Linked DNA regions of Mus musculus: region 1 is linked to region 2. A link is a contact called in ENCODE POLR2A ChIA-PET data. All regions are on one chromosome and are shown on one strand. The core of a region is the stretch at or near the end of the contact, and the rest is flanking DNA. Distances in the headings are between cores, read along the strand shown.

Evidence for each region. ChIA-PET counts read pairs that join two places held with the same protein, here RNA polymerase II (POLR2A).
Region 1: POLR2A ChIA-PET joins it to region 2 with 21 read pairs in Patski. The contact joins the promoter of Plaur here to the promoter of Smg9 in region 2. POLR2A ChIA-PET finds 5 or more read pairs at or near these places in 3 of 5 experiments (Patski and embryonic stem cell).

What each region holds. Positions count from the first base shown.
Region 1 is chr7:24,458,321-24,463,818 of GRCm38, forward strand. Plaur (plasminogen activator, urokinase receptor) reads left to right here and starts at 4,163. Exons shown (of 7, transcript NM_011113.4): 1 at 4,163-4,247. The coding sequence starts at 4,190.
Region 2 is chr7:24,395,986-24,401,861 of GRCm38, forward strand. Smg9 (smg-9 homolog, nonsense mediated mRNA decay factor (C. elegans)) reads left to right here and starts at 3,643. Exons shown (of 14, transcript NM_028047.2): 1 at 3,643-3,906.

The DNA of each region.
Region 1 (5,498 bases), core at 2,913-5,412, 63 kb after region 2:
CCCCCCCCCCCCCTTTTAAAGTTCAGACTCAAGAAGTAAACTTTGAGCCTTGATCAGAAACTTGTGTTGGTCTCGTTCTTTCTCTCTCCCATCCAGCCCCAGCTTTTCTCTCAGGAACCCAGTTCATGTAGCTGCGGGCAGCTACAGGTGGCTATGAGTTACCCCACGTGAGTACTGAGAACTCTGGAAGAGAAGCAAGCCCTCCTATCCTCTGAGGTATCTGTCCAGCCCCTAGCTAGAATCTTTAAAAAAAAAAAAAAATTAAGGGGTTATTTATTTAATAAGTGTAAGTGTTTTGTACCTGTATGTGCACTAGCTATGTGTCTGGTGTCCAGTGAGGCCTCGGGTCCTCTCGGACCACACCCAGTGCTAATTTTTAAAGAGGTGGGAAGTTGGAGAGATGGCTCGGCAGCTACAGTTGCTCTTACAGATGATCCAGGTATGGTTCGTGTGTGGAACTCCCTGGTTCTAGGGACCCCACTGCCTTCTGTGGCCTCGGCTCTCCCCCCCCCCCCCCGCCCCTCAAACCCAGGACCCAGGGTATCCTAGGCAACGTTTGGCTTCGGACCCTGGGACAAGAGACTGAGGTACGAATTTTACACACCAAAGCAGACCTGGCCTCCAGGTTCTCCGGCATCCCTCAGTCCCTACCTGGCATACCCTGAACTTTCTCGTACACCGGCTGGGCTGCCCTTCCCCCAGGGATTCTTCCTTATATAATCCAGACATTTGGTCTTTCTCTTCACACACACACCCCTTCTCTTCTCTCTTTGTCTCTCTTCCTCTTCCCCCTCCCCATGGCGACTCCCCTGGCTTCAGTCCTTGGGTCCAGTGAACTCGTCCGAGAGCAGCTTCCCAATAAACTTGAATTTAATCTAATCTGGTTTGATTTGGCCCATTTCACGTGCAAGTGCTCTACAACTGAGCGGCACCCCAGCCCGCTCAGACTCTTCTCTCATCTATTGTTTCTCCTTCCCAGGTCATCTCTCCCTCTAACCCTTGGCTCCCTTCACTCCTGACTCTGCTCTCTCTCTCCCTCTCTCTCTCCCTCTCCCTCTTCCTCCCTCTCCCTCTCTCTCTCTCTCCCCTCCCTCTCCCTTCCCCTGTCTCTTTCCTCCTCCCTCTCTTCCTCTCCATCTCCTCTGCCCCCCACTCTCACCTTTATCCCTATATAGTCTTTTTTCCTTCCTCAGGCTGGGGAAGCCCCCACGCGCTGGACCTCGCCCACAACCCAGCAGCAGGGTGAGGCCAGGTGAGTCACCAGAAGGAAGGAGTGGACATTCCTGCAATTTTTCTACACAGGGGATCAGTGACTTGGCACTTTTCTCTCCCTTCCTTCTACTCCTGACTGGAACCTCCCAGAAGTCAGAGTGGTACAAACCCACAGGGAAGGAAGAAGATATGGACAGACAAACAGACAACTGAGGAGGGGACGCAGAAAGAGAGATAGTTATGCAGAGGCAGATAGAGGTGGCATATGCCAGTAATGCCAGCACGCCTAATGCCCCTGTCTCAGCTTCCAGAACTCTGGTGGACAGGTATGGTGGCAACTGGATCCCAAGCTCTGTATGCTAGGCAAACACTGCCCCAACCCAGCCCCAACCAATGTTCAGTCTTCCAAGTAAAGAAACAGAGAACTGTGTTGGCTTATGGTGACACAACCAGGGAGTGGCCCATCCTGGCCACCATCAGCATGACAAACACTGACCTCAGACTCCCAGGCTGGGGCCAGCTTCCCTGTCACATAGCAAGAGCTCTGGCAGGAGGGTAGGGGGAAGGGTTGGGAGAGAGGTTGGGCCAGCTGCCATAAAGCACACCTCTCCCCAGAGGATGAGTGCATTCTGGAGCCAAACGTGAGTGACCATGGCCAGGGGACACAGATTCGTGATCCCCTAAGCACCCACGGTTACATGAACTTCTCAGAGCGACAGCATGAAGTAGGCTGAATCTCACAGCAACTTTCAAAGCTGAGGCTTAGAACAAACTGGGAAAATTCTACTATAGACCTCAGATGCTCTCTGATGATGTTCGTAGCCTTTAGATTGGTAGAAGCTGGGGATGTGTTTGCACACCCCCAAACTATCCAGCAGCTGCCCGAATGTTAGAGCCAACACCGAGAAAAGCAATACATACCTATTTTAAAAAAACATAGGTAGCCTACCATAAATTTGGCTCTGGACCTGTAACATTCCAACTCTACGCTTAGTCAATCAACTTTGTAGAATGTTTTTAAATTTATTTATTATTATATGTAAGTACACTGTAGCTGTCCTCAGACACCCCAGAAGAGGGCATCAGATTGGTATAAGCCACCATGTGGTTGCTGGGATTTGAACTCAGGACCTTTGGAAGAGCAGTCAGTGCTCTTAAATGCTGAGCCATCTCTCCAGCCCCCAGCAAAAGCTTTTCAATTGACAGATTCTAGAGTTAGGAATGAATATGTTCAAGACAACCACCTTCTTATTGAGCATATACTACGCCTGAGGCCCTAAAGCAATCACAGTTTGTTTTCCTCCTCCATATGAAACAGGATCTCTCTCACTTCTCTCAGGGCTCCTCTCAGACCTTTGCTGTCTCAACCTTCCAGATGAGCTTGCAGCACAGAGAGGCTAAGAAAGACACCTGCTAATGATCAGTAAGTCACACAGCCCTCACAGTCTGGGGCCAGCCCCCTACTCTCTCAGTTAGGACCTCTTAGAGGAAAACTTTATTTGGGCATTTTTATTTTTATTTTTCACCTTTTACCTTATCTTGACATTAAATCAAGCCAAGCTGGGTGTGTGGCTCAGTGGTGGAGCCCCTGCCTAGCCTCCCCCAGTGAGGGGTTGGGGTGTGGCTCAGTGGTAGAGCCTCTGCCTAGCCTCCCCCAGTGAGGGGCTGGAGGCGTGGCTCAGTGGTAGAGCCCCTGCCTAGAATCCCCCAATGAGGGGCTGGGGGCATGGCTCAGTGGTAGAGCCCCTGCCTAGAATCCCCCAGTGAGGGGCTGGGGGCGTGGCTCAGTGGTAGAGCCCCTGCCTAGAATCCCCCAGGGAGGGGCTGGGGGCGTGGCACAGTGGTAGAGCCTCTGCCTAGCCTCCCCCAGTGAGGGGCTGGGGGCGTGGCTCAGTGGTAGACTCCTTGTCAATCCTGCAGGAGACCTTGGGTTCCGTGTTTCCCAGCTCAGGCTTCAGTGACTCGGTACTCACAGCAGTGACATCACTACTGTACGGGTGCTACTCATTGCTCTCTGCTCTCTCTGGTTCCCACTCATCAGCCACACTGAGCCGCTCTGAGTGATTCTTTGCCCTCAGGGCTTTTGCGATGACTCTTTCCTCTCCCTCAAAGGCTTTCTGTAGGAATCCACTAGACTTCTTGCACACCTTTCCTGGCTGCCCTCCGCATCACCCTCCCAAAGCAATTAAGCCATTTACCTCTCTCCCTACAGTTTGTTCCTCTTTCAACTTGTTTTTCCCCTGGTTTCCGACTGATGGGAGAGATTAGATAACTAATGTATCCTCCCCATCGTAATGGCAGAGGGTGGCGTCCTTGTGTTTCCTGCTGTGTTCCAGTTCCTGGAACAGTGCCCAGTACCCAGGAGGTCCTTGGTCAGGAGCTGAAGGAATTTTGCCCTCTAGTTTGGCAAGTTAGTGTTCCACATGATTTCCCTACATGGAATTGTACCGCCTCGGCCAAGGATGGTAGCGTGCCCATGATCCAGACTCGGGGGAGACTGAGGCAGGAGGTTCCTGAGTTCAAGGCTGGTCTTCATAGCAAGACTCTCTCTGGAGAAACTCAAATAAAACAAACTTTGAAAACATAAACTCTGATTGGTAAGAAATAGCCAAGGCTAGAGAGGATTCTAACCCTTGCTATTTGGTTGTCTTCCTTTCTCCATCATAGTCTCTCTCTCTCTCTCTCTCTCTCTCTCTCTCCCTCATCCCTCCTTCTCCCTCCCTCTCTCCCTCCGTTCCTCCCTCCCTCTTTCCCTCCCTCCTTTTTTGAGACTGCATCTTACTATGTATGGAAGGGGCAGAGTTTCTTGAACTATGGAAGAGGAAGGGCTGGGGGGGGGGGGCGGGGGCGGGGCGGGGGGAGGCGAGGCAACCCCTGGAGCTGACTCACTCTTTAGCAAACAGTGGGAGGAGCCCTAGGGTCACAAAACTGTCTTCTTCCCCTCGGTCAGTCTAGAGCAGAGGTGAAGGAAGAACCCATGGGACTCCCAAGGCGGCTGCTGCTGCTGCTGTTGCTGGCGACTACCTGTGTCCCAGGTAAGAGCTGCGTGGTGGCACCGGGCGTGAGCTAGAGGAGGATGGCCCAGCGCTCCACCCTTCTATCCAGCTATTCTCCGGGTGTGTTCTCAGGCTCCACGTGGCACAGTCAGACTCCCGCAGGCATTCATTTAGTAAACGCTGATCCCTGGTGCACAGTGCCTGGCACACTGGAGGACGCGGAGGAACAGAGAGGTTAAGAAGCTGGTCCAAAGCCTCACAGCTAGGGGTTGAATGATAACTGGACATGTGACCTCACAGCCACTCCCCACAGTGTTTTGGTCTGTGTGGGGATCCCACTTTGGGACAAGACAGGGGCTCAGGGGTCTACATCTCAAAGGTCCACAGAGTTCAGCGGGAGCCCAGGGCCTGTCCCTCGAATACACTTGTCTTTTACTATGTTATGTCCTCAGCCTTCTTCCTCCAGGAAATGCGGGGGAAATGGTGTTGAGAAAGTAGAGGGAAATGGGGAAGGAATTGAGTCAGGGTTTGGCACGGTGAATAACTCGGAAAGCCCTCTCTAGTCCGCGGGAGACCGGAGATGATTAATGGGGTGGGAAAAGATCTCTGGCGGGGCCTGGGTGGTCTGGGAGCTAGAGGGGGGAGGGGTGGGGGTGCAAAGGGGAGGGGCTCTTGTTGAAGAAAGGATATCTGGCACAAAGGGACCGGCTCTAAATTGCAGACCGGATCTCGGGGCTCAGACAGGACAGTTCTTACTGTGAAATCCAACCCCGGGAGGAGGGGACCCTGGAGTGGGGCTGCCACCTGGGGTCAAAACTGGCTGTGTGGTTCAGGACAGTTACTTAGCCTTTCTGTTCCTGGAACTTGTCTGGGAAATGGGGGCCAGACTAAGGCTAGGCTGGTGCAAAAGTTCTGATTAGAAACTGGGCAGTCGGGGGCTGGAGAGATGGCTCAGTGGTTAAGAGCACGGACTGCTTTTCCGAAGGTCCTTAGTTCAAATCCCAGCAACCACATGGTGGGTCACAACCATCTATAATGAGATCTGACGCCCTCTTCTGGTGCATCTGAAGACAGCTACAGTGTACTTACACATAATAATAAATAAATCTTTAAAAAAAAAACGAAAAAAAAAACTGGGCAGTCTGAGGCGGGGGGCTATAACATTGGCGAGACGTGGCCTAGGTGAAGACCTGCAGGAGGGACTTCGGTCCTGGGGTGGGACAAACGTTTGGGGGCTGAGGTGGGTCTTTGAAAGTGGTTCTCAACCTTCCGAATGCTATGATCCTTTAA
Region 2 (5,876 bases), core at 2,393-4,892:
AGAAACCCAGCTTAGTGTGCCCGTCCTGTCCACTGTCTCCCTGCACCATCATTCCCTCTTCAGAAAACCTCATTGTGGGGGTGAGGTGGCTCACACCTTAAAACCCAGCACCTCAGAAACACAGGCAGGCAGATCTCAGGAGTTCCAGGCTAGCTGGGGCTCCATAGTAGTTTCCGTGTGTCCCAGGGTTCCCCAAGACAGGAGCCTGGGGTCAGTACTTCCTCTAAATGCCAGCACTTAAATAAAGTTGACTCCCCTACCCTCTCTTATCTCCTAACTGTTTGCTTCTAACATCAGTCTTTTACCTGATCTATTTTGTGTTATTATTCAGTGAGAATAGTCTGTTTTCTTAGCTGTTTCAAATGTAGGATTTACTGTAACTGTAGTCACAATGTCAGACTCTGTGTGTGGGTGGGGGGTGCATGCATGTGAATCTGGATGAACATACCTGAGCACGCACACACTTGTGCACGCACACACCTGAGCACGCACACACCTGTGCACGCACACACCTGAGCACGCACACACCTGTGCACACAGCGATGCTTTGTGTCTTCTCCTATTGCTTGCCACCTCATTGCCTTGAGGCAGGCTATCTCACTAAAGGAGCTCACCCAGTTGGCAGCACCCAGGATATGTCTGCGTCCACCTCCCAACAAATGCTGTGACTCCAGTCCCACTGGATCTGATGCCCTTTCCTGCCCTCCACAGGAACCAGGCACACTCATGGTGCATTTACACACAAGCAGGCAAAACACATAAACACACAAAATAGTTTAATTAAAAAGATAATCCTCTCAAGCACATGTCATCAAGTATACACAGGAATGTTTATAAGAAGGAATATTCAGAGTGCGTATGCGTACAGCAGCAGAAAACTGTTAAGAGCCTGAGCTGCTAACTGCTAAGTTCAGTTCAGCTGGTTTCTGGGGAGGGTGACTGCTGACCCTCACGGAGAACTGCGAGAAGGGCATGCAGTGAGCCAAGCCTGCCTTTCGGGCCAGGCTCTGCTGCTCCCTAAGCATGGGGCCTTCAGGCGCATCTCCTGTCTTCTTATCATCTTTCTGCATCTGTTAAGTGAGGGAGGAGGCTTTATCGAGAGATAGAAGTTACAGGGAAGCAGAGCCTGGTGCCGGTGGCCCAAGGACAATGCCAAATCCCTCCTCTGCCCACTTTGCGGCATGTATGCAGATGAGTGCACTCACCCGTATGTGCATGAGGAGGCCAGAGGTCGATATTAGTGTCTCTCTATATATGTATGTGTGTGTGTGATGTATACATGATGATGTATATATTTAACATGTATGCTTTGTGTATATATATAAATATATATTATATGTATATATAGTATATATACTATATATATGTGTGTATATATATATATATATATATATATATATATAACATGCATGCTGTGCCTCGGGAGGACAGAAGAGGCCTCTTATGGAGGAAGTTCAAGGGGAATTTACTGAGACTCAGTCTCACAAATAAAATAAAATAAAATAAAATAAAATAAAATAAAATAAAATAGAGATGGTTCAGTAGTCAACAGCACTGGCTGCTCTTACAGAGGACAGGGGTTCAATTCCCAGCACCCACATGGCAGCTCTCAACCTTCTGTTGCTCTAGTTCCAGGGGATCCAACACTCTCTTCTGGCCTTGGCAGCCACCAGGCAGGCACGTGGTGCTCAATCATACTTACAAAGCACTCATACATATAAAAGAAAATGAAATCTTTAAAACATGTAAGCGGAGGGCTGGGCTAAGGCTCTGTGGTAGGGAGCTTAACAAGCCTACTTAAATTCAGTCCCCAATACCCTACCTCAAATGTATGAATGCTGAAACCTTAACTAAAGGCCCAGTGAGGTGGCCTGCTGGGTAAAGGCGCTTGGGACCCATGGGATAGAAGGACAGTGCTGATTCTTGCTGACTCCTCTGGCATCCAAATGTGCATTGCTGCATGTGTGCGCACACATCCTAGAGGGCACACATCCCGCTTATAACTCAGTGAATCTGGTGGCATTGAGCACTCTTCATAAACAGCCCTCCAACCAATCACTGCCCTGATGGTTACCTTGAATATGAAAAACTCGTGCTTTCTGTCTCCAGGCTTCAACAATAAAAAAATTCTTCACGGGCTGGAGAGAAGGCTCAGCGGTTAAGAGCACTGGCTGCTCTTCCAGAGGTCCTGAGTTCGATTCCCAGCAACCACATGGTGGCTCACAACCATCTGTAATGGGATCTGATGCCCTCTTCTGGTGTGTCTGATGACAGCTACAGTGTACTCACTATATATATATCCATCCTTTATAAGCTGGCCATGTGGCCCAGGCAGCAGTGTGCTTACCTAGCATGCATAACATGCATGGGGCTCTAGGTTTAATCCCGTGGAGTGTGCCTCTATCAGCACTCCAAGGAACATTTTTTTTTTTTTCAAATTTGAAAGAAAAGCCGAAGGGAAGGCAAACTTTAAGTCTTGGCAGCTAGGTGCCCATAGGAGAACAGAGAAGAGCTTGGCGGGGGCATGGAGGGAGGCGATGCTGTTTGAGTTAGGCTGACATGGAGATCAGCTCTGGGGACAAGCACGCATGTGTGCTTGTGTCTTGAAATGCAGATCAGTGGTAGAGCACATCCTACATAGCAAGGCCCTCTCTCTTTTCTCAGTACAGAAGAGAATGGGAGAGAATAACGAAAAGCCGAGGGGGTGGGGAGAGCCCAGCAGTCCTGAGGCCAAGGCAGGTGGGTTTCTTTGAGTTCTAGACCAGCCTGGTCTACACAGTAAGACCCCACCTCAAAACAAGAGAGCTGCCTTTAATCCCAGCACTTGGGAGGCAGAGGCAGGCGGATTTCTGAGTTTGAGACCAGCCTGGTCTACAGAGTGAGTTCCAGGACAGCCAGGGCTATACAGAGAAACCCTGTCTCAAAACAAACAAACAAACAAACAAACAAACAAACAAATAACCAAGAGAGCTGATTGTGGCGGCACACACAGGTAGGTTATGCTGAAGAGGCAGACACAGGAGGGTAAGTTTGAGGTCAGGCTGATGGACTCACGGTTTTTTTTCTTTAAGAAAGGAAAAGCAATAGGGGAGGTGGAACTTCTGCCTCTCAGCTGTCTTTCCATTGGGTGACTGCACCCTCTGCCCAGTGGCCTTCCAGCTGCTTCAGGCTGTGCCCCTAGTCCTTTGAATGTTTGCCCCTTCTGTAGCCCTGCGATCCGCCCACTTCTGCCGCCCACCTCGTGCCACAGGTCCAAGCCTAGACCTTTCTCTACAGATGTTCTGTCTTGGAGGAGCTGGGCTCTTCCTTAAAGTCCTTCAAGATCGCTTCTTGCAGCCAGCTGAATCAGTCTTGTGCTTGCTCAGATAAGGACGTTAATTCCTCCCTTCCGCCGTACCCTACCCCGATCGGTCTGACAACACTACAGAAGACCCGGGATTCGAACTCGAAATCTCCAGAGCTGCCCACCCAGCCAAACAGCAGGCCCGCCCAGAGAAACAATGCGCACGCGCCTTCTCAGCAGCAACATACTCCCTCGCCCCTCCGTAATCCGCATGCGTGCTGAAGCCAGCCACCTCCATTCACGCATGCTCAGTCTAACGCGCACGTTGGGTTCGCTTGCGCGCCCAGCCCGCGGCGCATGCGCCGAGCTAGCAGCGCAGGCCGTGACTCGTTGGGCTGCGTACTGTGGCTTCCTCTTCTTCCTCCTCTGGGAGCTTCCGGGACGCCAAGGCCTGTTCCGGAATAGCCGGCACCCGTTTTCTCGGCCTCTCTCATTCTCTGGCTTGTGACCTTCCGGCACCATTTACACGGCAGGTGGCTGTGGAGGACCTTCCCCGCCCACGCTGCACTCCCGTCACTCAGAGCGCGCGCTGCGACCCAGGAACTAATCAGCAGCTGCCCTAGGTAAGGGGAAGGGGGGACGCCCCGAGCCTGGGAGAGGCAGGCGCGCCGACGGGGCGGGGTTGGGGGTGGGGCGTATTCAAGCCCCGCCCCCGCCCTGCCGTTAAAAGGTCGCTGGGCGGCTGGCCAATGGGAGTAGGAACGTGAAGGTCTCGGAATTGCGGCGCCGTTAGCTGGAGGTACAAATAAATTAATAGAAACTATAGCCACTGTAAAGTGTCCCTGTAGTGCTGGTACGAGCCTTCTAACAGTATCGGGAGGAAATTTCTGGACACAGTCCCAAAGAAGCCGACATACACCTAGGGCCACCTTCCATGGAAATTGGATTTTGAGGTTCTTCATGCCTGAGTATTGGAAGGAGGCTCCATATAAGACTGCAAGTAGGGGCTGGAGAGATGGCTCAGAGGTTAAGAGCACTGACTGCTCTCCCATAGGTCCTGAGTTCAATTCTCAGCCACCACATGGTGGATCACAACCACCTGTAATGGGATCTGATGCACATTCTACTGGTGTGTATCTGAAGACAGCTACAGTGTACTCATATAAATAAATACATAAATAATATTTTTAAAAAGGGGGGCTAGAGAGATGGTTCAGCGGTTAAGAGCACTGACTGCTCTTCCAGAGATCATGAGTTCAAATCCCAGCAACCACATGGTGGCTCACAACCATCCGTAATGAGATCAGATGCCCTCTTCTGGTGTGTCTGAAGACAGCTACAGTGTACTTATATATTATAATAAATCTTAAAAAAAAAAAAAAAAAGACTGCAAGTAGACTAGGAAGCACTTAGAAAAATACGTGAATAGAACTGGACAAGGCGGCTCACACATGTAATTCCAGTAGTGTGGAGCCAGAAACAGGAGGGTCGCCATGAGTTTGAGACCAGCCTGAACTGCAGAGCAGGACCCTGTTTGAGAGGGAGAGGTGAGGAGGAGGAGGAAACAGTATTAAGTTGTGGAATGCACCATGCCTCAAGAGAAAAGGCATTAGAACAGTTAAGAATTGGGGGTCTCCTGGAAATTCTTGCAAAGCAACTTGTCAATTCTGGAAGATTCTCCAAAGAGGTGCTTCACATGTAGGTGGGAAGATAGCTCAGTGTGTGAAGTGCTTGTTTGCAAGCATGAAGACCCAGGTTTGATCCCCAGCAACCACATAAAAAGTGGAGCCTGGCGGCACGATCTTGTCATCCCAGTGCTGCGGAGGCAAGACTGGCAGATGTGCAGAGCTCCTTGCCCAGGCAAAAACAGTGTGGGGCTGTCAGGATGGTTGTATCAGGTAACGGGGCCACCACAAGGCCAAAGAATTGACTTCCATCCCTGCGGCCTACAGGATGGAAAGAGAAAATGGTCTCTCGGAAGTTGTCACCTGGCCTCCACAAATGTGATATGGCTCTGTGCCTGCTTGCACGCAGGCATGTGTATGTGTGTGTCTCACACACACAAGAAACCCAGAAGCTCCCACCCCAACATTATGCAGATTAGACTTCATTTCTGTGAGGTCAGGAATACCAGCTTAGTAGTTTATGCAGAGCTCTTCCTGGAGAACCCTAGAAACAGCATTGCAGGTCCCAGCTTGCAGGCAGATGGTGTCTCAGGTTCTGGATCGTTCCCCACAAGACCTGATGAGTAGAGTCAACTAGTGATTCCAGAGCAGTGTGCAGAGGGACACTTCACTTGCCTGAAAGGAGGGTGGGTGGTCCCAGTGAACGTCACTTCACTGTGAGGACAGGATCTCCATGGGGGCAGGGGATTAGACTCTGAAGCACTGGGGAGGTCGTCAGGATAATAGGGGAGCAGACAGTTAATTGTGGGGAGGAAGGAGTCCCAGTCTGTGGGGAGAGGGCCTTAGACGGTAAACAGTCATTTATGACCTGACTCATTCCAGCAAGCATCTGTTAGCAGGTCCTTGCCCTCCTTGGTCAGTCGAGTTTGTGGCTGTGGAGAGGTCACTCGGGCCTGAGAGGGGCTAGA